Regions from separate parts of the Homo sapiens genome. Here region 1 is linked to region 2. Evidence: read pairs that join two places in POLR2A ChIA-PET (ENCODE). Cell type or tissue: Panc1. All regions are shown on one strand. Region 1 has its middle 8.7 kb from the start of CENPF. Region 2 overlaps PTPN14 (protein tyrosine phosphatase non-receptor type 14).

The links. Peaks named below come from ENCODE experiments on the same cell type or tissue, not always from the same donor. Only the 100,000 strongest peaks of a DNase experiment are listed, where the experiment ranks them.
Region 1: POLR2A ChIA-PET joins it to region 2 with 7 read pairs; 4 of 35 experiments call an interaction of 5 or more read pairs at or near these places.

Annotation. Positions count from the first base shown.
Region 1 is chr1:214,591,986-214,596,985 of GRCh38, forward strand. No RefSeq gene overlaps it. Among named protein-coding and RNA genes, the nearest start is that of CENPF, 8.7 kb to the right of the region's middle. In Panc1, no CTCF peak of the experiment used is centred here; no DNase peak of the experiment used is centred here; H3K27ac peaks cover 136 bases.
Region 2 is chr1:214,518,136-214,523,135 of GRCh38, forward strand. The region is part of intron 1 of PTPN14 (protein tyrosine phosphatase non-receptor type 14); the gene reads right to left. Among named protein-coding and RNA genes, the nearest start is that of PTPN14, 31 kb to the right of the region's middle. In Panc1, no CTCF peak of the experiment used is centred here; no DNase peak of the experiment used is centred here; H3K27ac peaks cover 4,748 bases.

The DNA of each region.
Region 1 (5,000 bases), 74 kb after region 2:
TGTCTCTACTAAAACTACAAAAATTAGCTGGGCATAGTGGCGCATGCCTGTAATCCCAGCTACTCGAGGTGGAGGCAGGAGAATCACTTGAACCCGGGAGGCGGAGGTTGCATTGAGCCGAGATTGCATCACTGCACTTCATCCTTGGTGACAGAGCGAGAGTCAAAAAAAAAGAAAGAAAAAATCAGAACAAAACAAACCACCCAACAACACAGAATTCCCAGCAAAAATATCTTTCAAAAATAAGGATAAATCAAAAATGTTCAGACACGTAAAAGCTGAAGAAATTTACTGCCACAAAAAAAGAATTTCTTCAGGCAAAAGGAAAATGATAATAGATAGAAACTTGGAATGAAGTTCATCAGAAATTATAAATAGTTGGGTTATATAACAGTAATTTCCTGTAGTTTTAAAGGTTTCTTTATAACATAATTAATGGTTTAAATAAAAGATAATAATATGATAAGATTTACAATATATGAAGTAAAATGTATAACAACAATAGTATAAAAGCTGAGAAGGGGAAAATAAAACATATGGTAACATTATATATAAAGTGGTATAATGTTATTTGAAGGTAGACTCTGATAAGTTAAGGATATATACGATCAACCTCAGAGCTACCACTGCAAATAAAAACAAAACCAAAAAGCTATAGCTATAAGCCAATATTGTAGAGAAAAATAAATCATAAAAATTCTCATTACTGTATTCCATAAGAAACCTAGAAAAAAACCTTGAGACCAGCCTGGTCAAAAGGGTGAAACCCTGCCTCTACTAAAAATACAAAAATTAGCTGGGCATGGTGGCACATGCCTGTAATCCCAGCTACTTGGGAGAGGCAGGAGAATCGCTTGAATCTGGGAGGTGGAGGTTGCAGTGAGTCGAGATTGTGCCATTGCACTCCAGCCTGGGTGACAGAGCAAAACTCTATCTCAAAAAAAAAAAAAAAAAAAAGAAAGAAAAAGAAACCTAGAAAAAAACCCAAATAATAGGTAGGAAAACAAAAACAAATAGCAAGATTTAAAAGAACCATATCAAACATTGCTTTAAATATAAATATTCTAAACAGCTCAACTAATATAGCAGAGATCGCAAAACTAAATAAAAAAGAACTCAACTATGCTGCCTACAAAAACCATACTTCAAATATAGACACAAATGGGTGGCCTCTTCATCTTTGATAAAGCACTGACATCTCCATCCTAGTAAGCAGAACTTGAGTTCTAAAAACAAATAAATAAATAAGTATATAAATAAAAGTAAAGGGATGAAATAAGATATATAAACAATAAACAAAAGAAAGCTGGAGTAGCTATGTCAGTATTAGAGAAAGTAAATTTCACAACAAGGAATATATCTAGAGATCAAAAGGATATTGCATAATAATAAAAGTATAATTCAGTAAGAATAACAATTTGTGTACACTTCTAATAACAGCTCCAAGTTATATGAACCAAAATCTGAATTGGCAGGAATAAATAGATAAACTCACAATTATAGTTGGAAATTTCAATACTCCTCTTTCAGTAATTGATAGAGCAAGTAGATGCAAAATCTTAATGATAGAGAATACAAGATTGACATAATTGATATTTATAGAACACTTCATACACAAAATGTAAAATACACATTTTCCTAAGGGCATCGGGAATACCCAGTAAGCTTGACAACATACTGAGACTTGGTTAAGTCTCATTAAATTTAAAATGATTGGGACCATGCAGAGTATGTTCTCTAATCGCAACAGAATTAAATTAAGATTTACAATAGAAAAATATCTAGAAAATTTACAAATATTTGGTAATTAAGCATTATACTTTTAAATAATCCACAGGTCAAATAAGAAATCATAAGAGAAGTTAGAAAATATTTAAAAAGGAATACAAATGAAAATACGGGGGAGTTGTGGCTGATGCCTGTAATCCCAGCACTTTTGGGAGGTTGAGGCATGATGCTAGCTTGAGGCCTAGAGTTTGAGACCTGCCTGAGCAACACAGTGAGATCCCATCTCAACAAAAAGCAAAAAGCTTAGCTGAGCATGGTGGCATGTGCCTGTAGTCCTAGCTACTCAGGAGGCTGAGATGGAAGGATTGCTTGTGCCAGGAGTTTGAGGCTGTCATGAGCTATGATCACATCACTACACAGCGAGACCCTGTTTCTAAGGGGGGAAAAGGGGAAAAGACAACAAACAAATTTTGGGGGTCAGGTAAAGCTAAAATATTTATATTAAAAAAAAAGAAAGGTCTAAAATCAATTATTTAAGCTTCCAGTTTAAGTAGCTAGTAAAAAAAGAAAAACTTAAAGTATTAAGATGAGCACAGAAATCAATAAAATAGAAAATGGACAATCATATACATAAATCAATAAAATTAAAAGTTGGTTCTTTGAAAAGATCAATAAAGTTGGTAAAATTTTAGCTGAATGATGAGAGGGAAGTGGGTAGAGAGAACACAAATTACCAGCGTCAGGGATGAAAGAGAGAACATTACATATTACAAGTCCATTAAAAGGATGATAGAATAATCTGAAAAACAATGTACCAATAATTTTGACAACATAGATAAAATAGAAAAAATCTTTGAAGGACAGAACCTACTAAAACTGTGTAAAATAAAATAGAACATTCAAAAAACGCTTTTTCAATGACAAAATTTAATTTATCTCCCTTTCTTTTTGAGACAGGATCTTTCTCTTACCCCAGCTGGAGTGCTGTGGCATGACCACAGCTCACTGCAGCCTTCACCTCCTGGGCCCAAGTGATCATCCTGCCTCAGCCTCCTAAGTAGCTGCATTTGCCACCATGCCCATCTAAGTGTTATTGATTTTGTAGAGACAGGGTCTTCCTATGTTGCACAGGCTGGTCTTAAACTCCTGGTCCTAAGCTATCCTCATGCCTCGGCCTCCTAAAGTGTTGGCATTATAGGCATGAGCCTCTGCTCCTAGCAAAAAGTTTAATTTCCAATTAAGACCCCCCACAGAGAAAATTCTAGGCTCAAGCACTAAAGAATAAATGATACCAATTCTACACAAACTCTTTCAGAAAAGGCATGAGGAGGAAACACTTCTCAACTAATTTTATGAGGTCAGATTATACCCGAGGCTGGGTGTGGTGGCTCACGCCTATGATCCCAGTAATTTGGGAGGTCAAGGCGAGCGGATCATTTGAGGTCAGGAGTTCAAGGCCAGCCTGGCAACATGGTGAAACCCTGTCTCTACTAAAAATACAAAAATTAGCCAGGTGCACACCTGTAATCCTGGCTACTTGGGAGGCTGAGGCAGGAGAATTGCTTGATCCTGGGAGGCAGAGGTTGTAGTGAGCCAAGATGGTGCCACTGCACTCCAGCCTGGGTGACAGAGCTAGACTCTGTCTCAAAAAACAAACAAACAAACTATATACATATATATATATATATATATATACCTGATACTTAAACCAGAGCAGTTTGTAATCATGCTTAATGACATAATTAGAAGGAAAAATATGAACCAATATCTTACCTGTACATAGCTGCAAAAATCATCAGCAAATATTACCAAATCAAATCCATCAATATATAAGAAGGATAATATACTATGACCAAGTCAGACATATAACAGAAATACAAGGTTATTTTAACGTTTGAAAATCAAACAATGACATCTTCATATTAATCAAATAAAAAAGAACTACTCTATGATTATCTAAATAGATGCAGAAAAGTCATTTGATAAAATCCAACATCTAATCATGATAAGAATTCAACAAACTGGAATAGAAGGAAACTTCCTCAGTCTGATAAAGGGCATCTACAAAAACCTACAGCTATTAGTGCTGAAAGACCAAATGCTTTTCGTTAATATCAGGAGGACAAAAAAGATGGGGACTCTCATGACATTTATTCAACATTGTGCTTGAGGTCCTACCCTGTGAAAATAGGGAAGAAAAGGCTGGGTGCAGTGGCTCACGCCTGTAATCCCAGCACTTTGGGAGGCCAAGGCGGGCGGATCACGAGGTCAGGAGACAGAGACCATCCCGGCTAACACGGTGAAACCCTGTCTCTACTAAAAATTAAAAAAAAAAAAAAAAAAAAAGTAGCCAGGCACGGTGGTGGGCACCTGTAGTCCCAGCTACTCGGGAGGCTGAGGCAGGAGAATGGTGTGAACTCGGGAGGCGGAGCTTGCAGTGAGCCGAGATAGCGCCACTGCAGTCCAGCCTGGGCGAAAGAGCGAGACTTCGTCAAAAAAGAAAAAAAAAAAAAAGAAAATAGGGAAGAAAAATAAAGAGGAAACACACAGGTTGGAAAGAAAGAAGTAAAACTGTGTTGATTCACAGATAACACACGTAGAAAATACCAATCAATCTACAAAAGAGCTACTAGAACTATAAAGAGATGTTACAGGTTCAACTGTGCTCCCTCCATTCCCCCAATGTATATGTTGAACTCCTAGTCCCCAGTATTTCAGAATGTGACTTTATTTGGAGAGAGGGTCTTTACAGAGTCAAAATGAGGTCATTAGGTTGGGCCCTAATCCACTATTTCTGGAGTCCTTATAAAAAGGGGACATTATGAAATAGACATGCATACAGGGAGAATGCCATGTGAATGTGAGGATGGCCATCTGCAAGCTAGGGAGAGAGGCTTAGAGCAGATCTTTCCCTCATAGCCCTGACAGGGAACCAATCCTCCCAAAACCTAGATTTTTTTTTCCCCCCAGAGATGAAGTCTCACTCGGTTGGCCAGGCTGGAGTGCAGTGGCATGATCTCGGCTCACTGCAACCTCCGCCTCCTGGGTTCAAGTAATTCTCATGCCTCAGCCTCCTTAGTAGCTGGGATTACAGGTGCCTGCCACCACACCTGGATAATTTTTGTATTTTTAGTTCAGACGGGGTTTCACCATGTTGGCCAGGCTGGTCTCAAGCTCCTGATCTCAGGTGATCCGCCTGCCTCGGCCTCCCAAAGTGCTGGGATTACAGGAGTGAGCCACTGTGCCCAGCTTCAGAAACTAGATTCTGCACT
Region 2 (5,000 bases):
GTACTGTATCCGAAAATCCACCATGGATGGGATGAATTTCTCTTCCCGAGGATGAAATTATTGTTTTGGAGAAGATGGGAAAACACATCATGTAAAAATGTCAGAGATATTTCTACCCAACTAAAATATGACACCAATATATCCAAACCACTACTCTCTATTCGCCACTACTAATAAAAGAAACTCCCTAACCAGATTCAGAAACAGCCCTTTTAGAATCTGATAAATGATATCCCCAGAATGACAATAGTTTATTTTTCACATCTTCATTTCATTAAGGTCATTAAGCATATTAAATATGTTACATTACATAAACTATTCCAAATATAGGCTTTTGTCTTGAATAGTATTATCCTCTATTATCCACTGTGGTAGATGATCTATTTCACAAAGAATGAAAAACAGTAGATAATGACCAAGGAATTTATTCATACAGAGAGGATGAGACTTCAAAAATGAACTTCCTCTGGGTTCTCTTGAGCCCAAGGACTGAAACCATTTAAAATCCCACTGGGCAGATGGGTTGGCTGGGTGCAAGTGGGACAGAACAAGGAAGGGGTACAGTTACCCTATTATTTGTGCTACTTCTAAATACAACAGCTATTCACTTTATTTTAGATAAAGTTATATTCAGCTAAACTGAAACAAAAAAAGAGGTAAAATTAAGTAACTACGCTACCCAAAAAAAAGTCTTTATGTTCAGGCAGCAAGATAAATAAATGTTAGTTTGAGGAAAATGTCCTAAGAATATCTGCCTTGTGTTCTGTTTTATATTTTAGGTATGTTGGCTTTAAACTAATTTCCTAGATAATTTGATCATTGCCTTTAATTAAAAAGAACAAAACGAAACAGGCCAGGCACAGCAGCTCATGCCTGTAATCCTAGCACTTTGGGAGTCCAAGGCAAGCAGATCACCTGAGGTCAGGAGTTCAAGACCAGCCTGGCCAACATGGTGAAACCCCACCTCCACTAAAAATACAAAAATCAGCCAGGCATGGTGGTGGGCACCTGTAATCCCAGCTACTTGGGAGGCTGAGGGAGGAGAATTGCTTGAACCTGGGAGATGGAGGTTGCAGTGAGCTGAGATCATGACACCGCACTCCAGCCTGGGTGACAGAGCAAGACTGTCTCAAAAAACAAAACAAAACAAAACTCAACAATCAAGAGGGAAGCACCTTTATACAGCATTGCATTCCTGTATCAAAGCCCTCACCACTCCAAAAATGATCTGATTGAGTCTGTTCCCCCACCCCCATCTCCAACTAGAAGCACCTTATTTATTTTCAGAGTTACTGCCCCAAACTTGCAACACAGTGAGTTCTCAATAATGCCTGCTGGTCCATAATATACTGAAGTAACTTCCTAATATACATTGATACATTCCAGGGACAGTTTCAGATACTAAAGCACTCTTATTTGTATAGCAGGCTAACACTAAATTATTCTTATTTACTTGTTAAACCAATCCTGCCTAGCCTTCTGCTAGGTGATAGAGATAATCGCTTGCATATACTGTTTTTTGAGTAGCATATTACATGAAAGTTCTTTCAAATTAATCTGGATTATTAATATTCACAAAGAGTTTTAACCCTCCCGCCCCATGAAATCTTTTATTCAAAATATAAGCAAGCAGGCTGGGTGTCGTGGCTCACGCTTGTCATCCTAGCACTTTGGGAGGCCAAGGGGGGCGGACGGCTTTAGCCCAGGAGTTCAAAACCACCTGGGCAACAAAGAAAGTTCTGTCTCTACAAAAAATAAAAAATTAGCTGGGCATGGTGGCTAGCGCCTATAGTACCAGCTACTTGGGAGGGTGAGGTGGGAGGATCCCTTGAGCCCGCGGGGTTCGAGGCCACAGTAAGCTATGATCATGCCACTGCACTCCAGCCTGAGTGACAGAAAAAAACCCTGTCTCAAAAAAAAAAAAAAAAAAATATATATATATATATATGCAGAATATATGCAGAACAGTCAGGTATGAATCAGTCTGTCTGCCCATCATTTGGTAGAGATGCAATGAGAAAATGAACAACAGCTAAGCCGGCAATGACTTACTGACCCCAGAGCTTACTATGTGGCAGGCTTTCTTGAGGAGAAAAGGTTATGAACGTCTTATCCAAAGAAACTGTCCTCTTTTCTTTTGATTCTCTACAAACTACATCTAAACCAATAAATATATAGTAACAATAAAAATGACGAAACTGAGAAGGTTTTAGAATGCTTTTGTTTTAAATTAGACTGTGGTAAGCAATGGAATCAAGTCATCAACTCCAGCATAACAGATACAACACTAAGAATGGTGGAACAGAAGTTTTGATTCAAGAAAGTTACACAAAAAGAATGAAGAATTTTCAGCAAAACAGAATTTAAATACTTCAGGATGCCTGGAATCTAAAAGAAAATGTCAAGTAGTTCAGCAGCAGGTGGGAACAGAAAGGGGCTCATTACCTTCCTCATGAAACTCACCCATAACCACTGCACTGATGGTCATCTCTCCACGGTAGGAAGAGAGGAGCAGGCTAAATGCAATCTACAGGCCCCCCTCCAGTCCCCGCTTTTACTGTTCTGCATGCACCATATACTTTCCTCCATCACTCTGACTTGTTGAGTTTATTGGGATCAGTCTTGTGTTTAAGTGCCTTGTAAATAAATACAAAACATTTCACCAGTTCACTCAAATGTTTTACTGCCTGACCTCCTGCTTGGAGGTTACACATGGAGCTGATGAAAAGAATGTCATAAGCATTCTTTTCTACCCACCTGGACTAAATTGTTATTTACCCCAGGCCAGTGTCTCTTTAAAGAAGCTAAAATTGCCTTCCGTCTTTCTGTAACACTGGGGTAAATAAAACAGATTCACAATGCCTAACAGCTCCACATGTCATTTCACAGAAGGCATTTGAGGGAAAAAGAGTCATCTGTTTTCCTAAGTAGAAAATGAAATTTATCTTTGGAGAAATAACAGTTTTTTTAAAGGAAGCTCAATGCAATTTAAAAAATAAAAACATGTTTTCTTGAAAACACATGAATCAGTGAGAGATCCATGGCCCACATGGCATGTTAATCGCTTTATAAAAATATTTCTCATATAAATGCATACACGAGTATGCTGTTTTCACAAAGTACTTGACGGCCCCTTAGTTAATGGCAAAAAGGACTTCTCAGATACCTGCTCTAGCTAAGATATAGAAAAGAGCCCTCTGATATAATCATCCAATTAAAACGGCAGATGCCTTCCTTGAGAGAAAAAGATGTATAAATACTAAATGTGACAGTATAAACAGAAACAAGAAAGAACGGCCAGGCGTGGTGGCTCACGCCTATAATCCCAGCACTTTGGGAGACCAAAATGGGTGGATCACCTGAGGTCAGGAGTTTGAAACCAGCCTGGCTAACATGGTGAAACCCCATTTCTACTAAAAAATACAAAAAATTAGGTGGGCGTGGTGGCGTGTGCCTGTAATCCCAGCTACTCAGGAGGCTGAGACAGGAGAACCGCCTGAACCAGGGAGGCGGAGGTTGCAGTGAGCCGAGATAGCGCCACTGCATTCCAGCTTGGGCAACAAGAGCGAAGCTCCATCTCAAAGCACACCCACACACACACACACACACGAACAAAAGAACTAGAAGACTTCAATAAGAAAAACAACTAAAGGTAGGAAAATACGCAGTTAGGAAAAGTATGGGCAGAACTGATGCAGCACATCCCCCAGTTGTTTGTCAGAAGGTACCTAAAACCATGTTTCATAAGATTTTTGTTGTTTTTTTTTTTACTTAATCTTCAACAAAATATAAATCTGAAGCTTTTTTTTTTTTTTTTTTGAGATGGAGTCTTGCTCTGTTGCCCAGGCTGGAATGCAGTGGCACGATCTCGGCTCACTGCAACCTCCACTTCCCAGGTTCAAGCAGTTCTCCTGCCTCAGCCTCCCTAGTAGCTGGAATTAGAGGTGTGCACCGTCACACCCGGCTAGTTTTTGTATTTTTAGTAGAGACAGTTTCGCCATGTCGGCCAGGCTGATCTTGAACTCCTGGCCTCAAGTGATCTGTCCCCCTCAGCCTCCCAAAGTGCTGAGATTACAGGTGTGAGCCACTATGTCCAGCCTGAAGCTTCTTATATCATCTTTTCCCCACAACTATGAGAGATTTCATACCAGTCATGTAGCATCTTAAGGATCAAAAGTAGCTTCAATGGAATATGGAAACCTACGGCAAGTTTGGAAGTAGGTACAATCACTACCAAAGTAAGCTTTGATTAAATTAATATCTTGTTTTCAAAAACAGTAACTTGCAAAATGGCCAGTCAACAAATAGCTAATTCAACTCAAATAACTATCTGTGTTCAGAAAAGGAACAAGCAGGATACAAACATCCAAGCCCGCAGAACGTAACCACTAAATATATATGCAATACCTGTTTTCCATCAGGTTCTGAAACAAATTCGCTGTCCTAATTATATTCAGTTTAAACCAGCGTAAAAAACAGTTAACATTCATTGAGCCTACACCAAATGGTGGTAAGTGGAGGAGGTTGCTGAGAAGTGCAGTTAACCAATTCAAGGCCGTTTTAAATAAAGGACAAGAAAAGTGAAAATGAAGACCACCAGAGGGCAAAAGTAAAGACCGCAAGCAGTAAAAGCTTTACTTATAAACAAAAGACAACCAATTGTGAAAATAAATGCCATGGTGTTTTAAAAGACTTAATGTGGGCAACTCCTTGTTTAGGACGGCATAAAATTGCAGGTGATATCAATTACATTTAAAATGCTGGCAAGATAAGACTGAGGAGAAAGAAGGCAGTCACTCGGCCTATTCAGAAGCAGGGAAACACTAAATCGAGATCTTTTGAAATTGTGGTGGTGATCAGAAGCTGACTACAGACCAAAATAATGAAAATTATTCTCACTCCTAAGACTTAATCATACTTAGTGAGGCACCTAAGGTTATGGGAGATTAATGTGCTATTCATCCTTGGACAATCCTTACATTGTCACAATATAGGATCTA